Linked DNA regions of Homo sapiens: region 2 is linked to region 1. Evidence: read pairs that join two places in POLR2A ChIA-PET (ENCODE). Cell type or tissue: GM12878. All regions are shown on one strand. Region 1 overlaps ZNF827 (zinc finger protein 827). Region 2 overlaps ZNF827 (zinc finger protein 827).

What was found. ChIA-PET counts read pairs that join two places held together with the same protein. Peaks named below come from ENCODE experiments on the same cell type or tissue, not always from the same donor. Only the 100,000 strongest peaks of a DNase experiment are listed, where the experiment ranks them.
Region 2: POLR2A ChIA-PET joins it to region 1 with 9 read pairs; 4 of 35 experiments call an interaction of 5 or more read pairs at or near these places.

What each region holds. Positions count from the first base shown.
Region 1 is chr4:145,929,180-145,933,179 of GRCh38, forward strand. All of the region lies in intron 1 of ZNF827 (zinc finger protein 827), which reads right to left. Among named protein-coding and RNA genes, the nearest start is that of ZNF827, 7.6 kb to the right of the region's middle. RefSeq lists an enhancer at 2,940-3,441. In GM12878, no CTCF peak of the experiment used is centred here; no DNase peak of the experiment used is centred here; H3K4me3 peaks cover 615 bases; H3K27ac peaks cover 1,566 bases.
Region 2 is chr4:145,826,629-145,830,628 of GRCh38, forward strand. All of the region lies in intron 7 of ZNF827 (zinc finger protein 827), which reads right to left. Among named protein-coding and RNA genes, the nearest start is that of ZNF827, 110 kb to the right of the region's middle. In GM12878, no CTCF peak of the experiment used is centred here; DNase peaks (open chromatin) are centred at 2,371 and 3,241; H3K27ac peaks cover 2,742 bases.

The DNA of each region.
Region 1 (4,000 bases):
TAAGATTCATTGCATGTATTCTCTTGATTTGGTTCTCTGTGATTAGAAACAGCAGACCCTGCCTTTCCTTCTTTCTGTGTAAATAAACTATTACCTATGTAACATATGGAACACCTAATATAAATTTCGTCTGTGTTACTCTAACCAGTGGGCTGCCTGTTGAACAGAAGAATAAATAAATATTTATGGAATACCTATTCTCTAATTTGAGTCTCACTCTAAGTGTCTAAAGGAGGATTTAGTATCCTCACTTTATAGTAAAATCTGGTTATAATGCATATGATTATTACACAACTTAGATATAATTCAGGTCAAATCATATAAACAGAGAAACTCATTCCTGTAGTAAAAGCCTAATATAATATTGTTGGCCTATGAAACAAGTATTAGTCAAGCCCTACAATAATAGCCTTGTAAAAGAATTTTACCATATCATATTATTATTACTCACCACACTAATGAGATATATTGAGAAAAAAAAACCATAGAAACCACCAAAAAGTTCCAGGTCAGAAATACCTGTAATCTATTCACAATCTAAACAAACTGAAACACCTTTCACATACTTAATAATAAGTAATATTTATTAAGTCCTTTCTATGCAGCAGGCACTAATTAGGCATGATTTTGTGTATATGTATAATATTTACATTTGTATATGTATTCAATTATTCCTTCTAATAGCTCTGTGATACAGAAACTATTACCACTATTTAAAGATGAGTAAAGTGGAGGACAGGGAAGATAAGCAATTTGCCCAAGGTCACACAGCTAGTCAGTGGCAAAGCTGGGCTCTGAACAGCCTGGCCCCAGAGTTTGTACGTTTGACTGCTGCCCTACGAACTTTGAAAGCACATGAATCCTGTTTCTACTTTAGTTGTGCCATACACAGTAGACAAAGTTAAAGAGGGCACAGTCACAGATGATACTTTCTCCCTCTCATTACAAAACAACAACAAAAGCTTTTTAAAATACAGCACCAGACCACCTAAGATACTAGCACTATGTAACCTTAGAAACATCTATCACCCTCCACAAGCACAGTAGCTTGTTTCAAAAGCTCAGATAAGCAGAGTGCTACTGATCAATCATGTAAAAGATCATTTTTTCCTGGCCTTCTTCAGTCTCCTTTGAAGGCCAGCTTCTTCAGCACACTCAAAACATTTCACCCTGAGATCCACATCTCTCTCTCACCCCTTTTCTTTTTCCCTTCACATCACAATTCTAATGGGGTCTAACCACTTTTCCGACCCATGTAGAAATGACCAAAGAGAAAGAGATAGAGAGACAGGTTATTTTAGGGTTTGCTTTTTCAGGCCCTGGCCTCCAAGAAGGTCCATGCATTTCTTCCTTGCTGGTAGAGAAACTTGGTTGAATTAGGATTTTCTTAAAAACAGAAGCAAAGTGTATCTAAACCCTGGTCACTTAAGAACTCCAGAGACAGAACTTCAGTAGTAAAAGCTGTTTTTTATAAGAAGGGAATGGACAGTCGGAAACAATATCCTTTTTAGGCACACTGAATTTGCTGCATTTAGTATAACCCTAGGTCAGACTGTGAAAGCAGAGTTGCTAAAGGCCACATTCTGACCTCAGATCGTGGGCGCGTATCACTGTGCATTTTATAAAATTAGCTACAGTGCAGCCTCTCTGTGTGTGTGCGTGTGTGTGTGTGTGCGCGCGCATGTGTGTACATGCAGTGAAGCTAACTTTTAAAAAATAAACAGCAACATGTACCCATGCCATTTAAGATTAGTATCAAGCCAAAGTCTGATTTTAATTTATGAAACTACTTTGTAACTACAACAATTCTAGCCCAAGGTGGGTCCCTGGGGAATGACAGGAGTCATCAGAGAGGCCCCTGCCTCAGCACCTAGTCACACACTATTCTCCAATATCATAAAAAATAACTTACAGAGAGAGGACAGAAATACAAAAAACTTACTCCCAAACAGAAGGGAGAAAGCAGCCAGAAATGTCAGCCCATCAAGTACTCTTAGCTATTTCTAAGGTCTGTGCTTCACACATTATTCTCTTATAAAATATGATAGAAGACATTTTAGCTACCATGAACTATAAAGTGTTGTACACTTAGCCCTAGATGGAATGAATTACTGAGCTACACCTGGCAAAGCAGGAGACAGAAAAGTGTATCTCAGAAACAGGCACCATCATTTACAATCTATACCTTTAAAATGTGGTTCTAAGAGTACATTAACTAAGCCAATATAGTTATGAAATCTGATGAAAAAAAGCTCACATCCTACCATAACTAGGCCTGGCCTGGATTTTTTTCCAATAAGAGAAAACCTAAAATCTATGCCTTCGCCACAAAGCTCATGTTCTTGTAAAACCTTATGCTGGAAATCCTTAACGCCCCCTAAAGCCCTATTCTGTAGGTCATACTCTGATTATCTTGTTCTGTGATCAGTCTGATTAAATTATACAAAATTACCAATACATCACTCAGAATGGAGAGATTAGCTCCAGCCTACTCTGTTTGTTTTTCCTTGTCCTGTCCTAATACTACAGTGGATATTTAAAAATGAAGAATGGAGGAAGACATGGCAACTTCAAAAGGGGACAAAGGATATATTAACCTAATCTCAGAAATACACTGCCTTCAGCTTTCACAGATGGCACTGTTGACCAGCCATAGAAACAGGTATAGCAATGTGGGCTCCACCATCATTTCCCTCTCTCACACCTTGTGCTGCAGTCTGAATGTTGGTGTCCCCCCCAAATTCATGTTGAAACTTAATCCCCAATGTGATAGTATTAGAGATGGGGCCTTTGGGAGGTGACTAGATCGTGAGGGTAGACCTCTCAAGAAAGGAATTAGTGCGTTTATAAAAGGGGCCCTAGGGAGCTTGTGTGCCCCTTCCACTATATAAAGACACAGCAAAAAGGTACCATCATTGAAGCAGAGATTGAGCCCTCAGCAAACACTGAATCTGCTGGCACCTTGATCTTGGACTTCCCAACTTCCAGAACTGTAGGCAATACATTTCTACTGTTTATAAAATACCCAGTTTAAGATATTTTGTTATAGCAGCCAACGGTCTGAGACACCTTGTCATCTTTAAGTCCAAAGATACCAATTTGCTTATAAGTGACCAGGGTTAATAACAGTGGATGAGAGTTTTTCTCTTTTGTGAAACTAACTTGTCCAGACAGAATCCGAACGCAAACTACTGGGATTACTTAAGTAAACTAGTTTACCAACCCAGCCAGGCACCATACATTTCCAATCCAGCCTTTTCTACAAGAACATGTTGACATTAATAGAACTCCTTGTATTTTTTTTTTTTTTTTTGAGACGGAGTCTCGCTCTGTCGAACAGGCTGGAGTGTAGTGGCACAATCTCGGCTCACTGCAAACTCCGCCTCCCGGGTTCGCGCCATTCTCCTGCCTCAGCCTGCCGAGTAGCTGGGACCTCAGGCGCCCGCCACCACGCCCTGCTAATTTTTTGTGTTTTTAGTAGAGACGGGGTTTCACCATGTTAGCCAGGATGGTCTCGATCTCCTGACCTCGTGATCCACCCGCCTCGGCCTCCCAAAGTGTTGGGATTACAGGCGTGAGCCACCGCGCTCAGCTTGTATTTTAAACCAACTTCTGACCTCAGGAGAAGCCTGCATCGTCACTCCACCAACACACTTTCCCTTAGGTGTGCCCATAGTCTTTGTCCATCTGATTTTACAAGCCTCACAAGACAGAGATTTTCTACATTTCCCTTCGAACTCTCCTAATAGAGGCCATTCAGACTCTAAAATCTCAAATGCACAGCAAGCTCTAACACTGGCCGAAAGCTGTCCAATTTATACCTCTCCAGCATGATTTATTAACACTTTGTGCAGCAAGACTTGTCAACTCACACCAGCTGTGTCATCCCCAGAGTGAGATGGCAGCATGCAGGTAAATTAAAAATCAATGTTTTTATTAGAAACTATTTTGAAGCATGAGAAGGAATGTGATTTTGAGTTATCTTTCCTATTTTAACAGG
Region 2 (4,000 bases), 100 kb before region 1:
GTTGTTAATCTCTTACTATGCCTAATTTATAAATTAAACTTTACCATATGTATGCATAGGAAAAAGCATTGTGTATATAGGGTTCAGTACTATCTGAGGTTTCCGGCAACCACTGTGGGTCTTTTTTTCTTTTTTGAGACAGAGTTTTGCTCTTGTTGCCCAGGCTGGAGTGCAATGGCGCAATCTTGGCTCACTGCAACCTCCGCCTCCTGGGTTCAAGCAATTCTCCAGCCTCAGCCTCCCAAGTAGCTGGGATTACAGGCGTGTGCCACCACGCCCGACTAATTTTTGTATTCTTAGTAGAGATGGGATTTTGCCTTGTTGGCCAGGCTGGTCTCGATTTTCTGACCTCATGTGACCCACCTGCCTCGGCCTCCCAAAGTGCTGGGATTACAGGCATGAGCCACCACGCCCTGCCAACCACTGTGGGTCTTGAAACATATTCCCTGTGTGGATAAGGAGGGACTACTGCATTATCCCTATTTTACAGATGTGGAGACTTAGGCACAAAGAAGTTAGGTAGTTGCCCATGCCCATGAGTTGAGCATGATGGCTTCCCCATCTGCACTCTTTCCCGCTCAGCTACACTGCCTTTCGTTGGTCCGTTAACACCTAAGGAATTTATGGACAATAGAGACCCATGAATCCTTGCAACAAATGGAGAAAAGGAAGAGATAGAGAAGGGGGTGATGGAGGGGAGTAGGGACCAGTCGTTTCAGTATAAAGGTACTGAAGGAAGCTGAAAGACTTTTCTATTGAGAAATAGAGCAAGTAAAAATAATTTTTGTCTTTATTTCCCTATAGAAGTTAAGATATGCCCCAATTTCCTAAAACTTGTACCACTCATGGGCCTGGTCAATTTGCAACTCTAAACATTCGCCACTGCTGTACCTACAGCTTCCTAGAGCAAGCCTGTCTCTGCTATTAACTGTAAATGAAGAAGGAAGGGTAAAGAGGTCGTTAGCTGTTTGTAAGCTTCTATTTCGCCAAAGCTGTAAAGCACATGGTGGCACTATGGCTACATACACAACTGTGTATTAATCCTTCTGGTACCCAGATTAGCTTCATGCTTCAGGAAGGAGAAAAAACTAAACTTGCAGCATGCCCTATAGAGCAGAGCTTGCTTCATGGGATTAGATCTCCAATAACACTGGTTATCCTTAACTCTCTGCACAAGGAACTAAGAAAACAGAAGACACTCCATGTGTAACTTTGTCCCATGAAAGTTCATTTTCAGAATGCTGAAATCATATTCCGTAAGTTCTTTTTCTTCTCCTGTGCCAGTGACCGTAAAGTACAGAAGCACATCCGTTCTCAGGTGACACCCAGCTTTGCGGTGGAAAAAGCACTTCAGTAAGGGGTGGTGAGGCTGACACCTCGTTCATGCTGCTCAGTGACTGTCACTGTTGGCAGCGGGCAGCGGAGAGGCAAGTTCCAGGAGGTACCGGACACAGGATGAAGCGGGCTGCATCTTCCCAGGGAGTAAAACAATCCATGAAATGCACTGGACTTTACGACGTGCCCCGAAGCATGTTTGTACTGTCCTCCAACTGGTTACTTCAGCCAGTTACCAACTGTTCCAGAAAAGGAGCCAGTTTGTGAACACCATATAGCCCTTGCTTCTGAATCCTCAGCTGCCTAGACTTCAGTCATTTTATTATGAAAAAGCCCCTCCATCCAGAAAGTAAGCCAAGGAAGTGGAAAAAAGCAAGAAAAGAGGTTTATTTCTGGTTAATATTTTTGGTAAAAAGTTGATAGAGGAGGAGGTGGAAATTAACAGCTAATGGGGAGGGAATCATCACTTATTTTCACTCAACAAAATCATCATCTATCACAACATATTCCCTTTGGCCCGGGTCAAAGACAGGCTAGCTGGAAGACTTACATAATTCATAAATATTCAGTAACTCTTCAGTAGCAGCATCTGGAAGTTGATGGTATGGACATCAAAGAGCCCAAGCCCCCTGTTAATTTCCCTGGGTTTTGAAAATACAATCTTATAAAACTTTTATCTCCTTGAGTTTCTTTTCTGGATACAAGTGAAATGGCTGTGGAAAGTATATTTTGATTTTTCTCCTGTAGAAAATCTAAGGGCTAAGATATGAAGGGGCAGGGGTGTCATAGTGAGTGGACAATTCCAGGCCAGGCATGGGATGTGGGGTCAGCAGCACAGGGCTGAGAAAGGAAAAGACTTACAATAAATAATAAAAGTCCATAAAGGATTATGGCTCTAAATAGTGATACATTTTGCTAAGTGCCTATTGTGACACCAGTATTTCCACCTTTAACACCTGAGGGCCAACAGAGAGTTTTGTCTCATGCAGAAGAGAAGGCTCATCTACTTAAAATCAACCCTCCCCAAGTGCCACCACTGAAACCAAACGTTACAGGGATTCTCATTTTGACAGCAATAACAAAACCAAAAGAAAACAGAAAAGAAGGTGAGTACAGACTGTGAGAGAAAGTTTGGAAAAGACCTTCTTTGGTAATGACACAACAGTTTTAAAGGAGCAATAGAGAAGAAACAGATTTTTTTTCTAAGAGACAGTAACTTTCAAGACTAAACTTGGGAATGACAAATAGAAAAGAAAAAGATTAAATAAAGAAAGACTGCACTGTAATGAGTTTTTACTTGGAACTCAGAAGGGACTAGATAGATCAGGGTGGCATGAAATTCTATTAAATGTAAGAGTTTCTGGCAAATCATCCTAAAGTGACAGTCTGACTTCTATCTGCACAGAGACAAATTACCTTAGTAGATTTTTTTAAAATAGTGAATCTTAAAAAAAAAATTCTTCGGTGAATTAATCAAGTAAAAGTACTCGATTATCATATATTCAGCCATATATTATGTGACCTAACAGGGTTTACAGATTTCGAGAGCTGGATAAAACATGTCTGAAAGAATCTGGGGTAATTTTTAATTTTCTTTTGTGTTACTTTAAGGAAATTTTAAAAACAAGCTATCTGACTTAGATATATGTCTGAGAAACTATATGTTGCAAAAAGAGAGCTGGAAGTCCCAGCGTGGGGTACAACAGTTCTGTGGGAGCCAACGTGTTCTTTCTCTAACCACTACCTGCTCCCCAGCAGACCTCAGCCCCTGGGCCCCTCACCAGGTGGTTTTCTATCCCTCCTGGTAACAGTGTCTTCCTCTTCTCTACTCAGACCCAGTTGTTAAGCCACTGCAATACTGGTTTTCCATGTTGATACATCATGTTATTTTTTAAGAACTGAAATGCCACAGATGTGTCAGTATTTTAAAAACTCTGACCTTTGAATCACTTAGACCTTGAGAAACCCTCCAGGAGTTACACACGGCATTAACATTTTGAAGTGTACAGGAAGCAGTTAGTTGAGAAAATAGTTTTCCATGTTTCCAAAAGCCACGAGAAAAGGCAGGCAACAGATGAAAGTTATCTCAATAATTAATCTGACTTTAGTTCAAACATCTTTTGAATATGTGGAATATGCATGTTAGAGAATTAAAATGAATACAGGTAACTTGCATATGGGATCTCCATGTCTGTGTTTCATATAATGAAACTAAAGGAAATGAGAACAAACCGGAAATGTTTTCTTTGAACAAAAACTAGAGCTTGCTAATAATAACAGATTACAGGCCTTGCCAAAAGACAAAAAAAGTGTTTTTTTTTTAATGCTTCTTAAACATATCAAATAAGAAAGGTGGGTTTATTCAAAGATAAGGAATAAAGGAAATCTTTGTATTAGTTATAACTACCTCCTCAACATTTCCTCAAGTACTTTAAGGTGAGAAGACATTCTTCGAGAAGCTGGAATAGCTTACATGAAAATAAGGTCACAACTGAAAAACAAAAACACTTTATTTTTACATATTTCACTTTTTGAAAAGATCAAATAAGAATATTTCATTTTCAACTTAATTTTCATGATTAATGCCGTTTTCTTCACTTTTAGTGATTTTCTTTTTCTCAACTATTACTTCCTTTTATTAATTTATTTGCTAATAACTTAATAG